2 separate regions of the Mus musculus genome follow, and region 2 is linked to region 1. A link is a loop called in an ENCODE intact Hi-C map of the cell type or tissue named here. Cell type or tissue: gastrocnemius. All regions are shown on one strand.

Region 1 (8,000 bases):
GGGATGCTCTGTTGGCACACGGTACGTCTTTCCTTCTTCATGACCGGCTTTTCAACTGCTCTGACCGTTCTGTCGCTCACATGTGTGTAGAGTGTGGCAGTTTGCTTTCTCCGCTACTTGAGAAGCCTCCTCCGTCTTGGTCTGCGATGCGCAACAGAAAGTACAACTGCACTGTCTGTGGCCGCAGTGACACCATCGACACCGTCTCTGTGCCGTATGTCTTCCGGTACTTTGTAGCTGAGCTGGCAGCCATGAACATCAAAGTGAAACTGGATGTCATCTGACTTGATCCCCGCCATCTGAGCTAGGAGATAAGAACAGGAGGTGTCCTGTATAACACAAGTGAGGGTATTATGGGCTCACTCTGGGTCTATACAAGAATTTCAGTACTGAAGCCAAGAACAGGCAGGTGAAAATTCAAGACTTCTGAGTCTCTGTAACCTACTGAAGTTGGTTTTCATATCTTTTTCAAGACAGGGTTTCTCTGTGTAGCCCTGGCTGTCCTGGAACTCACTTTGTAGACCAGGCTGGTCTCAAACTCAGAAATCCACCTGCCTCTGCCTCCTGAGTGCTGGGATTAAAGGCGTGCGCCACCACGCCCAGCCTCATATCTTTTTTTAAAAAAGTTATTTTTGTGCCTTTAAAAAATGACTTAATTGATAATAGATCATGCAGGGCAGGGCGCCTTCTTTCTGGGCCCAGGTTCACTGCTCCCTGCTTTCAGTAGCAGAGGGTGTCTGTTATCCAGAGCAGGCCAGTACAATAAACAGAAAATGGAAGCCATATGTGTGATTTTTATTTTTATATACATAGAAACTAAAGCTAGTTCATGTATATAATTTGATGGGTAAATTGGAATGTAGGTGTGGTCTGTGATGTCATTATCACAGTCAAGGTGAGTAACTAGATCTGTTGGTCAGTGTTGAGTGCTGCAGTAGAGAGAGCAGCTCACCAAGATGCTAACCATTTTCCACAGGAGCAAAGGAGCTCAGCCTTCTTGAAAAGACTGACCCCAGCTAGCACATAGCAGTTACTTTTATCCAGTCATTATACAAAATTAATTGGGTCGGGAAAGGTTCCAACTACCAGAGTTATCTTGCTTGCCCTTGCTGTCCGAGAGAGCAGACAGCCCACACAAATCCCTTTTTGACCATGGCTAGCCATAATCAAGAGCAAGAACTCCAGGTTTGCCAGGAGTGTCTTAGTACCAAGGTCTGTGCAGCTGAAAACAGTGCAGACTTTGGAGGAAGACAACATTTCTTCAAGGTTCAAACGTCTCAAAACAATTTCTTAACCTCTGCTTATTAACCTAGACATAGCTTTGCTGAAACAGTTCACTCAAACCAGACACAAAGGTTTCCTATAAATTTCACTACACAGATTCATCATCTCCAAAGTTTCCTTGTGCACCTTTGAGTGGTGTGTGTGTGTGCGTGCGTGTGCGTGCGTGCGTGCGTGCGTGCGTGCGTGCGCGCGCATGTGGTGGGATCATGCAGCACCCGTCCTGTGTGATGGGCATCTTTCATGTAGCATGACCTCGTCTACGCTCAGCCGTGTTTTTGAACATGGTGGGACTTCCTCCTCCTTTAAGGCTGAATGTATCTGATTATTGAGTAACTATGTTCCTTTGCCTTTTTGCTAACCTCTGTATGCGTTTCTCCGTGCTTGTTAGGGTTCTGTGTGTGCTTGTGTATAACATCTTACACAGCCGTACTGCTCCCTGTGAATGGGTGTTTGAATTTTTTTCATAAGGAGAACACCTTGAATTGGTTGATCCTTCCCCTGTGTTAACAGCTCAACTTTAGACCCGCACAACCTATTCTCTGTCTCTTCACAATATCGTAGCTGGGGATAGTGTGCAGATCTAGTGTCCAAGTATTTGTGTTCTAAGGGTCTTGTTGCCCGTGAACTAGTCACCTCCCTGCTCCAGCCTCCCGAGTGTGAGAATTAGCATCATATCCCACAATACCTCGCTAAATTTTTTAAAATTAACTTTTGATCTTAAATTGTAGATTCTTGACTAAAAAAATCTATGTGACATTAAGACAACCTGGGCGCTTACTCAGACTTGGCAGTTTTATGTGCTCTTATGTATAGTTAGTTGCATGGACTGTTATCCTCTGGGTAGATTGCTGTTACACACAGGACATTATTACAAGCTTGTCCTGTTGTGTCTTCTCTCATTATCTCTAACCCTTCAACATATTCTCAATAATTTCAAGAAATACATGTAAATAGAATCATGGCATATTCTGAAATGGACTTTTTCTTTTTTACTTAACAGTTTACTTTAAATTTGTGGAAGTTGTATGTGTGAGTTCATGCCTTTGCATTGCTGTATAGTACTCCACAGTATGGGTGACCTACTTTTGCCATCCACTTTGAAGGACATTTTGATTCCAGTTTGGGGCACTAAGAGAGAAAGCTTCTCTGGAAGGCCACATGCATGCTTGTGTGTAGATATAAACTTCTTGTATCTGGGACAAACGTTCAAGAAGCAATTATTGCGTCATAAGATAGTTACCTGATTTCATAAGAAATAGGGGAGGGAGTGAAGGAATGGCTGACTAAAGTGCTTGCTATGCAAGCAGGAAGACCTGAGTTGTGGATCTCCAACACCTGCATAAAAACCTGCAGAAAAGGCATGGTAGGGCAGACTTGGAATCCCAGTGTTGGGATGAGGAGACAGCTCCTGGATGTTCACTGGTGGGTTTTAAGGTTCAGTGACACCCTGTCTCCAAAAAGCTTCAGGTGTCAAGCAATAGAGGAAGCCACCTGCCGCCAGCCTCTGCCTGCACACATGTACATCACACACATGTCCCTAGTTTCCTTTTCCTGCTCCCTCTTAGCGGCTACTGACATTTACAGCGTGCCTGTCCTGGTGTTTTCTCTCAGACCAATAACATTGCCCTTGATTGTCCTAAATGAGTACCTTTTAAAGTTCTTTCATTAATGAGCTCCCCAGAAGGGAACCCCAGTAACAGAAGCACTCTTGAGACCTGCATTTCTCAGATCCGCTTCACTTCAAACCTTAGGGTTATCTAGTTCTCTCCATTCCATTCTTAATGACTCTTTTGACAGCAACCAGACAAAAGGAAACTAGAAGTGTGGAGTGTCAAGTTTCCCAAAAATGAAAGTGTCACTGTATATTATGAAGGCCAAAGCAGTCGTTCTCATTTTACAACTGCGTGCTAAGGTAATCACCTTACCGCTCATTTTCTCTAGCTTAGGCCTCTCCATATGAGGAATATTTAGCCTTACAGGGAAATGAACTTCCAGGTCTAGCCCTATAATCTGAAGGCAAATGTGGAGAGGGTGCAAACACCACCTAAGGAAATTACAAAGAAAATAATTTGTGCACGATTGCAAGGAGCAAGCAATAAAACCCACTCTCATCCTGCCTTTACCACCTATGGCAGGAAAAGGACATGTCTGAGTGAATAATCGGATGGGAAGCCCAATGTGGCGTTTAAGATCATTCCTTTCCGTCAAGTTGGAACTAAAGTCAGGAGGAGAATACGCAGTGGCGGAAAGCCACTGGTAGCTCAGCCTGAGAGGGCAATCCCCGTGTTCCTAAACTAGCAGCGGCGGGCACAGCTGCCGCCTCAGCCGCAGCGTGTGCCGAGCCATAGTCACGCGGGCCGGTGGCCTCAACTCCAGCCGGGAAAGTGGCAGCGCGAGCGGCTGTAGATCTGACCTACAGGGAACCAGCTCTGGTGCTCTGTGCCTGGCTGCTCGATCACGGCCGAAGTCCTGCTTCCGGTGATCACTAAACGCGACCACCACAAGCCGGAAGTAAATAAACTAAAATAGCTGACGGACCGGAAGTAGTTACAGGGGCCTCCTCCCGGATAGGCAGTGAGGCGGAAAGCAAAGCAGGACACAGCCATGAAGGTTGGACCAATGTGGGATGAGTGGCAGGGACGCTCGACGACCGGAAGAGTGAGGCCAGGAGGTCTGGGTTGGGCGCCGCCATAACAACCTGATACCGGAAAAGGCGGGTCTCTTCTCCCTGACTGATCGGCGCTTGAATTCGCCTGGAGATGTGAGTTACAACTCCCTATAACTCTAGATCATGCTTGTCAGACTGCACGGTCCCCAACGGGAAATGACTGAATTCAAGACTCCAGGCCTGCTTCACAATAGCCAGACTTTTTGTCTTAGGACTTCCACGATCTCCCGGGAAATCCCACCTTGTTCCACAACGCGCAGGGATCGGCGCTTATTTCTGCCCCTCGTTGGTTGTCCCTATCACAGGATCTTTACACCCCCCACCCCCAATCCAGACTAGTCCAATCACAGATCAAAATCAGAACTCTTTCTTGCCTTCTCTTGAGATTATCTTCAGTTTACCCTGTCCCACAGGCAGGCAGCCCTGGAAGTCACTGCTCGATACTGCAGCCGAGAGCTGGATCAGTATGGCCAATGTGTGGCAGCCAAGCCAGAGTCGTGGCATCGAGATTGTCACCACCTTAAGATGAGCATTGCTCGCTGCACGTCCTCCCAGTGAGTGTACAACTGGGGGCTAGAGGGTGCCAGGCAGTAGGGTTTGAATGCTTCAGGGTCTAAAATGCCCTACCCCCCACAGCCCGATCATCCGCCAGATCCGCCAGGCCTGTGCTGAGCCCTTTGAAGCCTTTGAGAAGTGTCTTCGCTTGAATGAGGCAGCAGTGGGCAACTGTGCTGAACACATGCGCCGCTTCCTGCAGTGTGCAGAGCAGGTGCAGCCACCAAGTTCACCCACAACTGGAGAGGTAAAGGAGGCTAACTTGATCGTAGCTTTTTCCTTTCACAACTCCCTTCATTTTCTAGTTTAAATACCTTCCAGAACCAGTCCCAGCCCCATTCCCATACATGGCCTTGGCTATGCATCCAAGAATCTAAAAACCATGGTTCTCTGTCCCCGAGTGGACATGCCTCTGCTTGTCACCACCTTTCACACTCCCCTCTGCCAGGGCACCTGCCCCAGCCTTTCCCCGGCTTGCCAGACCCTCTGTGTTCCATATAATGACCTGGATTCTAGTAATGATAATCCCTTGCTTAAAACTCTCTGGTGGCCACCAATTCACACTGGAACAAAGTCCCTGATTCTTACTGGATCCTGTGTTCTTCCTTTCCTCAGCCACTGTGTCCCCTTCACTACTTTCCAGCTGTGCTGGTAGGGGTGAGGGGGTGAGGTGGAGGGGTGCACAGAAAAGGATCTTGCTAATGTATACAATACATAAATACATATACAATATGTCTGAAATACTAAACTGTTATTGATGTAGCCATTAGGAAAAAGTCTTTAAAATGTTCTGGATTTGGCAGAAATGGAGGAAAGCGTGAGAAACCCTCCCTCCCTTGCTGCTCTTGCTGGATCTCTCCAAGGGAAAGTTCACACCTTCGACCGCCCTCATCTGAGCACCTCTGGGCTCTCTGTCCCTGCAGCTCTGCCTTTTCTTTCTCGCCTTCTTTTGGGCTAGTGTGTTGGCTCATCTTGTCCTTTCCAGTCCTTATGTGATGGTCTCAGAATGGACTCAGAGGACATCTTAGCATGTTGGCTTCTGCATAGAAAGCTCTTTGTGGTTTCTGTTCTACCAGACCAGCTCTCACCCCAGTGCAGCCTGCATCCCGGGTGACCTGGTCCCACCTCTCCACTCTCCACCTCAAACTCCATACTCCATCCTCAGTGGACAAATGTACGGGTGCTCAGGAGCATAGCTGCTTTGCTTATCCATCTCCTGTCTAATTCTTATTCTGTGTACAGGATATGTCTCCCCAAAAGCTTCCTCTGTCCCCCCATTCCTGCTCCCTGGCTCTTAAGCTCTATCAGCTCCCTGCATCCCGGGCCACACCCTATCATTTCCCTTAGATCTCATGCTTCAGGAGAGTTCTTGGCTAGAGGTTAACCTCTTATTATATCTGATATTCATTGACTTTTTGTTTGGTTTAGTTTGGTTTGGTTTGGTTTGGTTTTGTATAGAACAGGGGTAGACGAAAGATTTAGGTTATGGGAGCAGAAACTGCCCAGAAGGACTTTTAATTCTCCACAGGAAATGCTCAGGGATGGTTGCATATTGTTTATACTAATTACTTAGCCATCTCATAGGAACATTTATTTCTTTCAAGTGTCTTTGGCATCTGGACATTAAAGCTCTTATATTCCTTTGTTTTTAACTTTAGTTTTTTATTTTTCATTTTATGTGTATCAGTGTTTTTCCTGCACGTATGTGGACTGTGTGTGTGTGTGTGTGTGTGTGTGTGTGTGTGTGTGTGTGATGTCCATGGAGGTCAGGAGGGGGCTTCAGATCCCTGAGAGTCCCCTGGGGTTAGAGTTTCTGTGGGTGGTTGTGAGCCACCATCCGGGTGCTGGGAACTGAACCCAGGTTCTCTGCAGAAGGAGCGAGTGCTGAGCAATCTCTTGGGCCCCTCTTCCTTCAAGGTTGTCTTCCTAGGCAAGAAGCTGTTCTCTTCTCCGTCTCCTGCGACCCCACAGTTCCTCTTCCCTGCAACTGAAATTGCTTTTGAAAATGGAAATTAGGGCAGGGAGGTGGCTTGGCAAGTAAAGACATTTGCTGCCGAGTTTGATAACCTGAGTTCTATCACCGACTCCTGCAAGGTTGCCCTCTGCTGGGCATGCACATCTCCACGCAAGCATCCCCATCATAAATTAGTAAATGTAAGAGTTAAAAACAGAATGGAAAGTAGGGTCTCCTGTCTCCTCTCCTGCTCCAGGCTCTCTAGGGCACCGGGAAGGGCAAACACCAATTTCTCCACCGTCCTGTTTCTTCATGCCTATGACATCACAATGCTGGCTTTTCCTTCTAATTGGGGACAATGAGATGTAGGCCTCCTCTGTTTTCTGATCTTCACATGAAAATGCCCTCAGCTACCATGTGACATGAAAGCCTTCATGGACGAGCTCGTGGTTCTGTTGCTGACAGTCTGGAAGCTCCCTGTTCCCGCACAGACTAACGCTCTTTGCCTTGGTGCATAGGATTTCCTACCAGCTGACTAGTTAGTTGTCTTCTTTGCATGTCTCTCCCTCCTCTTTTGAAAGGAAGTTCTCTAGAGTGAGAGATGTTTACCCACTGGGTCCCCTGCACCTGTAACAATGCTGGCACAAGCCTGATTCCTAGCACTTGGAGGCTGAACTAGGAAGATTGCCTGAGTTCCATTAAGTGAGTTATAGATCAGCCTGGGGTACTGGTGAGTTCTAAACTACCCTGGGCTAGAGTTAAGAACCCTGTCTCTTGTCCTCCAAAAAACAAAAAACAAAACAAAACAAACAAACAAAAAAAAAAAAAAACAAGAACAGTACCTTCCAGCTCCATGTTTCAATTATCCTGGTCAAATTGTTCTCATGGCAAGTGGCCAAGGCCACCACTTGGCACCTTTTCCCTCCAGACACCCGCTGTGTTACCTCATTTCCCCGTCAGAGGTCTCAAGGCCAGTAACTGCGGATATGTTTTCTCCACAGGCACAGCCCCTGCCTGCCTCCTGACAACCCCTTGGACTTTGAGAAAACCGACATGATTGACCGTCCCACTTGATGTCCTCGCCTAGAAGAGTGACAAGAGTTTTGGAGTCTTGAGGGCCCTGCTGTGTGTCTGGCGCTCCTGGACATCAGGACACTAAATAAATAAAGACTGAGTACTGGGCTCTGATTCCAGCCTTCAGTATTGAAAGGGAGAAGAGCGATGAGAGAAAGCTTACTCATCCATCCCCCGGCTTTCCTTGGTCTGCCAAGTGAGCGCTCAGGAGGGGCCTGGGTGCTCTTGTTCTAGGCTCAGGAGTAGGATGACTCAGCCAGCCCTCCCTGGCCCTGCTGTCTGTGTGTTGGAGGTAGGCTTCCCTCCCACTCGTAGTCAACCAGATAAATGTGTAAGTCTAGGCAGTCCTGAAGCTCACTACGTAGACCTCGATGGATTCAGATTCAACAGCCGTCTCCTGAGTGCCAGGGCTCTAGGTGTGAACCACAATGCCCAGCTTTCCACACACATGCCAGTGGGCTATGC
Region 2 (8,000 bases), 130 kb after region 1:
GAGACAGGGTTTCTCTGTGTAGCCCTGGCTGTCTTGGAACTCACTTTGTAGACCAGGCTGGCCTCGAACTCAGAAATCCGCCTGCCTCTGCCTCCCAAGTGCTGGGATTAAAGGCGTGCGCCACCACCGCCCAGCTGTGATGAACTTTTAACCATGTGATCATGTATTCTATAGGTGTTGAGGACAAGGAGCAGAGCACGGATTTCCCTTGTCCCAGGTAGGATCACTGTGATCATTCCCCTTTCCCTTTTCTTAGAGAGCGTCCCTAGGAAACTTTTTTATTTATTTATTTATTTATTTATTTATTATATGTAAGTATACTGTAGCTGTCTTCAGACACTCCAGAAGAGGGAGTCAGATCGCCTTATGGATGGTTGTGAGCCACCACGTGGTTGCTGGGACTTGAACTCAGGACCTTCAGAAGATCAGTCGGGTGCTCTTACACGCTGAGCCATCTCACCAGCCCCCTAGGAAACTTTTTACAACTTAGAAATAAATGCTACATTCACTTTTCAAAGTGTTTCTTTTTCTTCCTGCGACTTCAACTAGCAGGCTGAAAGTTAGAGCCACACAGTTCCTGCTGAGATAGAATAAAGGCCACATTACTGAACCCCCCCTGCTGTTAGGCTACAGGTGTTACTTGCTTAAGCCAGCAGCTTTTAGCACTCAGAATGAGCAAGAAAGTTTTTAGGACTTTTTAGAAATTATCCTCACATTCAGTATAATTAGAGAACTACCGCATCTGGAGACCATCAGTCTTTAAGGCCACACCAGAGTTCTACTTGTTTCAACCCACTCCAGGCCATGAGGCTCTCCTCAGGGCTGGTGGACACTTCCACCCCCCCTCAGCTGTTGACTCTGTTTTGGTGTGATACTGGCTATCATCACGGGAACCTCTTTGTGTCCTTTTGAAGCCTCTTCCAAGATGCAGCTGATGTCATGTCCATCTGTCAGCGAGGGGCTGGAATCCCAGGATCCCTGATCTGTCTGTTGGTGTTCCTGAGCAAACCACAGACCTCCAGTCACCATAGACCTTACCCCATTTTCTGCTGAGGATTTTGGTCCATGCTTTCTAGGCCAACACCCAACACCCATGCCTTGGACATAAACATGCAGGCATGTGGGTATGCATGCAGGTATATGTGTGCACGCTTACGTACATGCAGGACAATATACTGTCTTCTGCAGGGCTGTCTTAAAGAAACACTTTGAAGGACTTGGAGAAATATGTGGAGAAAGATATGAGTGGCCATAGATCACAGATTCTGATTGGCTCATCCCTGTTTCCCAGGTAGCAGGCAGCCAGGCCCCTCCCTGTTCATCTCCCTCAAGGCTTACACAGACCTCTGGCTTTCTTCTATGGAACCTAGGTTGTAGGTGACACCCAGGGCTTGAAAGCCATGAAAGACAAGTTAGCAGACCCCTGGGAGGCCCAGAGCTGGGAGGTTGGGAAATCAGTACCTTGCCTTAGGCAGGCATCCCCATCTTGCTGGGTAAGATGGATGTAGTTGGGAAAGTGCTTTGGGCCAACAAACTACAGCTGTACTGACGTTTGAGTGTGTGCACAGAAGGGAGGGGCCCTGGTTTCCTTTATGGCCCCAGGGGACCCTGAGACACTCAGAGGGGAGGAACAAAGGCCTTTTTACCCCCATCACCCTGCATCTTGGGTTCTAATTTCTTGGTCTTTCAACTCCAATTTTCCTACCATCTTGTGCCCGAGGGCCCAGAATAGGGGATGATGTAGTGAAGGCGGAGGGAGGCTGGATGCCCTCCGGCCTAGCATAGCCATGACCCTAGATCCCTGTCCCTCCCAGGCCATCACAACTTACTTGCTTGCTGTCTCGAGTTTGAGGAGCCAGGGTACAGGGGTGTGTATGTGGAAAGAGCAGGAGGGCTGGCCTCTCCTGGTCCAAGCTTTGTCTGAGGAAGAGGTCTATGAATCGTCATTTCTTGTGGGAAAGCCTCCCTGGAGTCTCTGAGTGGATGGGGCCGGACCACTTACATCCTCCTGTTAAGAGACAGTAATGTATTTGAGGGGGACTTGGGGGCATGGGGTGGGTAAGCTAAGTGACTGGCAGGTCCAGGAGATCAAAGGACAGGGTGGGTGGTGACGGTGGTCCTGTTCCATGTCCTTGGGGCTCTTCACTGTGTGTAGCTCTGGAGGCTTGCCTGAGAGTTCACATGAAGGGACCCCTCCCCCACTCCCCCAATTACCATTGGTCATTTACTGTCTGGCTTGGCTGGGGGTGCTGTGGATAGAAACATCCTGGTTCCTTGGCCCAGGGATGTCTCACTAGACTCTCACTAGGTAGGCAGGCAGCAGCCAGCTCACTTCTTGGACTGTATGCCCATGTATACTTCCACATTTCTGCACCCTGCCCCACAGGTAGAGGCCCACAATTTGGAGGTCCTACTTTGCCCTGATTGTGGTAAACACACAAAAGCCCCTCTTCCTTCCCTTCCCTGCCTGCCTGCCTTCCTTCCTTCCTTCCTTCCTTCCTTCCTTCCTTCCTTCCTTCCTTCCTTCCTCCTTCCCTTCCTCCTTTCCCTCTTTCTTTCTTTCCTCTTTCTTTCAGAAGAGACAGTCCTGAGGCAGGTGGACATAGTAAGGGCAGTTGTTGATGTCCTGTGTTTCATGGATGGGAGGCTCCCTGACCCTAGATTTTACCTTACCTATGGCTGCTGCTGGCTCTACTAGCTTGCCTGTCCCTGGAGACAGGGATCTACTTTTGGGCCTGGTGACCCTTCCTCATCACTGCCACACTAGTCTTACCACATAGACCTCCCCACCCTCCCTGACCAGGGATGGCATGGTTCTCTTGGCTCAGGGCTCTCTCAGCCCCTCCAGGACTCCAGAAAGCTCCATGTGGGTAAATACACTGGTCCCCACCATCCCTGTGCTGTCAATTCCAGAGGTGCCAGCTCCAGCTACTGCCTATGCCATCAACACCCCATGGCTTCCACCCTGGGGCAGAACGGTGAGCCAGTATTCAGTCATTCTTTGTTGAGGTAGACTCATCAGACAAGGTATGTGAGTTTCTCAGAGTTTGTCTCGTGTGTGTGTGTGTGTGTGTGTGTGTGTGTGTGTGTGTGTGTGTGTGTGTAGGCATTCTTTATACTAGAGACCTCAAATTTGGGAATATTGCCAAACTTAAGAAGTAGCAGGACTGGAGGACTTGCTTGGGAGTTCCCGAGCTGTCCCAGGAGCTGAGCATCTGGGAGAAAGAGAAGGATGAGCCAGGAGGGTTGCCATGTTTCTGTCTTCTGGAAGGGAATCTCAGCTACTATGTGACATATGGAGATCTGTTTTTTCTACACAAGGAGGCAGAGATGTAAAAAGTTAAGAAGTTTGTCCAAAATCACACAGGTGATAGGGATCAAGCTGGGACTAAGGTCCCCATTTTCTAACTTGAGGTCCTCAAGTGATTCCCATAGTGGGCTTCCTCTCCCACCCTCCCCACCTGCCCTGAGAAATTAGTGTGTGGAAGGCACACTTTCTCATCCATGAGAGAGCGGAACTTGTTTGCTTTGAGCTCAAACAACCTCAGGTGTGCTGTTAGCTCTGTTGGGTCTGAGTCATTGACTCGTGACTTATGGAAGGTTGGCCACCTGACTCTCTGGCTGCCTCTGTCACACACAGCCCATGTGTATCCTCTTTGTTCTGGGTTTAGTCTTAATCTGACCTAAGGGAGTGGCTGGGGTTCAGAGTCCTCTGGTTGGGGGCTGACAGACAAAAGTGGCCAGGGACAGTGGGGAACCCAATGTTACTCACCACTGCTGTCTCCTGACCCTGTTCTCCAGAGTAGTCTAAGCATCCGGAGAAGCTACACACACACCTGGCACATCTGTACAAGAGTGTGAACTTTCCTGGGGGGAATCAGGATGAGGAGTGAGGACTGGGGCCCTGGCACACAGAAAGCAAGAGGGTTTGATTTGGACCAGACTCCCCTAGAGACCCCACTGAAGCCTCTTGGGGGGTCACCCTCACGCTAGGCTTCCCCAAAGCCTTTCCTCCCCTCCTACTGGGCACAGACACAGGCGCACACACAGCCCATGGGTGTCCCGTCCCTCCCCTCCTCCTCTGGCTCCCACTCCCCATGTGCTGTATCCCCTAATGTTCTGTGTCGCCTTCCCATATGGGTCTGAGGAAGGTTCATGGTGCTATCTTTGGAAGAGGGACATTGGAGCTGTTATGGGCTACAAGCCATCAACTCCACTAAAAAAGAGATGTTAAGTGCTATGTGGCAGGTGAGGAGGGGTAAACCAGAGAGGAGACGAGCGAGACTTCCCTAGCCTGTCTAGATCTAATTTGTCTCCATTTGTGCCCAACCATTTGATTTTCCCCAGCTTTGTCTAAGTGCCTCCTGACCTTGTCCTACAGTGCCCTCTGCTGGCTATTCTACTAAATGACAGTAACATGCTTTAGTGGAAGGATTGCCATCAATTCTGTTTCTGGGACTTGGCCTCTCTCTGGCACCTCAGTCCTCACCATGAACACTCTCCAGACATGCCATGCCTGACTGCTGGACTGGGCCTCATGCAGCTGTCATGGATGTCTGGGGTCAACGGAGAAGAAGCCTGAGAAGATGGGATTCTGGGTCAGTGACCTGATGGGTCTTGGGGAAAAAGAAAAGAAAACATTCCCTGTGGCATACTGAACAGAAAACCTGGGAGATTCCCACAGACCATTGAGGTTGAGAGTTACAGAGAAATATGGCAATCTTAGGCTCAGCTGGATCTGGGCAGAGACTTATAAAGCTTAAGGCGACTAGCATGTAGCCATCTGAGTGGTCCTTTGGCCTGGTCATGTCGGCTGGCAGGATCTCAGATTTTTACAGGTGAGGAGGTTGAAGTCTAGAGACAGGAAAACTGTCTGGAGCCAGCTCTCCAGTTTGAAAACAGGACTGGGAGGAGTCCAGGGCAGCGACTGTAGGGCTGGGCGCATGGGCCTAGTCCTCGCCTAGTCCTCTGCTGTGTTCAGCCATGGCTGCGCTGATCACTCTTTTGAGCCAGTCAGGTCACACCGAGGGAAGGCAGGAGCAGAGCCTGGGCAAAGTGGAGAGGTATACTATCTCTAAAGTTCCATACACGAGCTTGTCTAGCATGCATGAGGTCCTGGGTACTAGCCCAGCACTGAAAATAAAAACTATAGGATGTGCCCTGGTTATGAGGGACATCCTAGGATCCTATCACAGAGTGCTGAGGCAGGAGAATGGCAAGTTCTAAGCTAGCCTGGGCTACATAATGAAGATCCTGTTTCAAAGAAAATACCCCAAAGAAACAAAACAACCCATCAACCAGTCAACCAACCCCAAATACCCAAACTACTCGTATGCATCCTGTGGTTTTAAAAGAGGCAGCTTCTTTCCCGCAGGTGGATATGAGCCTCAGTCCCCAGAGGGTTTGGACACTGGCAGGACTGCCTGGCTTTTCCCCATCAAGGGGTCACCCTCAGGGAGCATGCTCAGGGGCACAGGAGGACCTGTTTTTGGATCAGACTTCTCTAGTGACCCCCATTGAAGCCTCTTGGGGGGGTCACACTCACCCTGCACCTCCCTTAGGCCTTCCCTCCTAACCCACAGACTCAGAAGCCTGTCCTCCCATGCAGGTGCACACACAGCCCATGGGTGTGCCCTCTCCATCCTTCCCCCTCTGGCTTCCAACTCCTCCTGCGCTGGGCAGGAATCTGTATTCATCATGTTTCACTCTGGCCAGAGGGTAGTCCAGGAGCTGGACCTGTGCTACATCATCAGGGGCAGCCTTCCACTGTGGCTTCCTCCAGACCCTCTTCTCCAGCCAGCTGGTGCACTCTGCAGACCTCCAAACCACCACCTACCTCACCTTCCTCACTTCGCACTCAGCTCGCTATTTCGAGCAGTCCCTGAGCTGGTAGCGAGTCTCTGCCTCGTCTCTCTAAGCAGCTCTGACTCTCTACCCAAGCGGGACTCACTGGTACTCTACCCGCTCAGGACTTTGCAAGGTCCTCAGGCCCATTAACCGACTTCTGGACACCGTGGGGTCGAAATCTTCCAGATGCTTGCTCCCGACTCTTAAAAGCAAACACAAGAACAAAAAGCAGGAGTTAGGACTGTGTAGAAAAGGTGCTACCATGGATGACACTCCTCCTCATGTCCTACCTTACCCTCTGCTTTAGAGTGCGATCCTGCTGTCTGGAAGCAATGCCTATAGTAAGGGAGGGAGCACAGCCCTCGCTTATCAAGCATCCAGTGGCTTCTGGGGACCGGGCAGGAGATGATTTGTAAGAGGCTGTGGCTGGTTTTCCTCTGGGAGACCCTAGGATACTTCTGGGTTAAGCCCAGGGAGGCAGGATGGTTGTGACCACACAGGGAAGGGTCCATGGGGACAATCCATGGGTGGCTTCCTGGAGTTTGTTGGTCCATCCCTGATTTTATCCTAAGATAGAAACCTAGGTTAAGGGTCTGGACTGCAAAGTAGATTTGGGGGTTTTCCCAGATGCCTGCTTCTCCCCACCATTCTCCCATACCCCAGATGTTCAGGAGGGGACTGATTATTGAGTATTCCCAGGGCTGCAAGGACATGCTGTGTCGCTTACACTGTCTTTGATGGGCAGTGGTAGAGAGCTCTTGGCAAGGCTGAGTTGCCCAGGACATTTGTTAGGCGTCATTACATACGGCAAGGGAAGGAAAGACAGGTCTCAGTGACAAGGGGAACAATGAAAGAAAGAAATTTGACCTCTTGACCTGGGGATTTTGAGGAAATGAAGCTGCCAGAGGCTTCCTTGCTCTGTGCACTCTGTGGGCTCCTTCTACAGCATATGTGGCCAAGCACTGTGGGGGGGGAGACTGCATATCTCAGAAGCCACGGGGGTTCATCTACATCCGTGTTCATCCCAACAGAAGCCTCATGACTTGCTTGTGGAGTAAGAATGGGCTAGCCTGGACCCTGCCTCCTGATTCCTCCCCTACAGTCAGAACGTGAGTGACTGGGATGAAGCAGTCTCTGCTTTTTGTAGCAGAGCTGGGAGGAGCCATGTCATTGTGGCTGAGAAGCTCTGTGGCTTGTGGCTACTATGGGGGAGAGCAGTAGTGACCCACACAGAGGCACTGGGAAATTCACAGAGACTCTTTGTTTCCAAGTACAGAAATACATAGTTATGTAGAAATACATACACCTATAAATTGCTTGTATCTTTATTTAATTCCCCTGTTTGATTTTGATTAGGGAATTATATTGATTGTTAAAATTATGGAGATAATGACATTGTTTATGAATTCCAATTCAGGTTAGTCTTGGGATTTTGCTTTCAAAATTAGGGACATTCGGGTCTTCAGCGCCACCACGGGATCTGCTCACCAGCTGACTGTTGGCGTCCTGTAAGCACCCTTTACAGATAGATAGCTGTTGGTTGGTCCATCATCCCAACCCATCTGCTGTGCTCTGCAGGAGAGGGTAGGACTTTTTCAATGGTTACTAAAAAGGACTCCTGAGTGGGAGTCTTTAGATGCCAGTGGCCAAGGAGGAGGACCTTTTGACCTTAGAGCTGAGACCCCTGCTGTCACGAGGGACCTTATTTCTGCTCTGACACTTGTGGGGCTTGCTTGCTATAATGTCCTGTCAGGTCCTCTTCTGCTGGGGGTGAGCAGATGGAGTGTGTGTATACCGTGCCCGAGCGTCTCCTGCTTGGCCTTGGGTTGGTGTAGAGCAGGAAGGAACTGTAAAGTAGCCCTGCTCGGGGTACCCAGGGCAGACTTAATCTTGAATCTGTGCTTTGCCTGTCTTTTCACAACTGACTCGGTCCTAGACATGGGCTGGCTAGACATGGTCCATCTCCTGCTCCAGACAGTTTTTAGAAAACTGAAAATGTATGGAAAAAAAAAAGCATTGAAAACTTTTTGTTGCTCTCCCCCCCTTTTGAGATAAGGTTTCTCTATGGAGCCCTGCGTGTCTTGGTACTTGCTTTGTAGACCAGGCTGGCTTCGAACTCATGGAGTCTGGCCTGCTTCTGCCCCCTAGAGATT

The links. A loop is a pair of places that touch in the nucleus more often than their neighbours do. Peaks named below come from ENCODE experiments on the same cell type or tissue, not always from the same donor. Only the 100,000 strongest peaks of a DNase experiment are listed, where the experiment ranks them.
Region 2: a loop joins it to region 1, with 6 times the contacts of the local background. A loop is called at or near these places in 8 of 42 quality-filtered maps.

What each region holds. Positions count from the first base shown.
Region 1 is chr2:129,125,813-129,133,812 of GRCm38, forward strand. It overlaps Polr1b (polymerase (RNA) I polypeptide B), which reads left to right. Exons shown (of 15, transcript NM_009086.2): 15 at 1-783. The coding sequence ends at 284. It overlaps Chchd5 (coiled-coil-helix-coiled-coil-helix domain containing 5), which reads left to right and starts at 3,888. Exons shown (of 4, transcript NM_025395.3): 1 at 3,888-4,045; 2 at 4,366-4,506; 3 at 4,589-4,754; 4 at 7,463-8,000. The coding sequence starts at 4,044. The coding sequence ends at 7,486. In gastrocnemius, no CTCF peak of the experiment used is centred here; DNase peaks (open chromatin) are centred at 3,880, 4,431, 4,926 and 7,380; H3K4me3 peaks cover 2,388 bases; H3K27ac peaks cover 2,254 bases.
Region 2 is chr2:129,254,596-129,262,595 of GRCm38, forward strand. No RefSeq gene overlaps it. Among named protein-coding and RNA genes, the nearest start is that of Ckap2l, 39 kb to the right of the region's middle. In gastrocnemius, a CTCF peak has its summit at 4,390 (motif pointing left); DNase peaks (open chromatin) are centred at 4,058, 4,396, 4,881 and 5,509.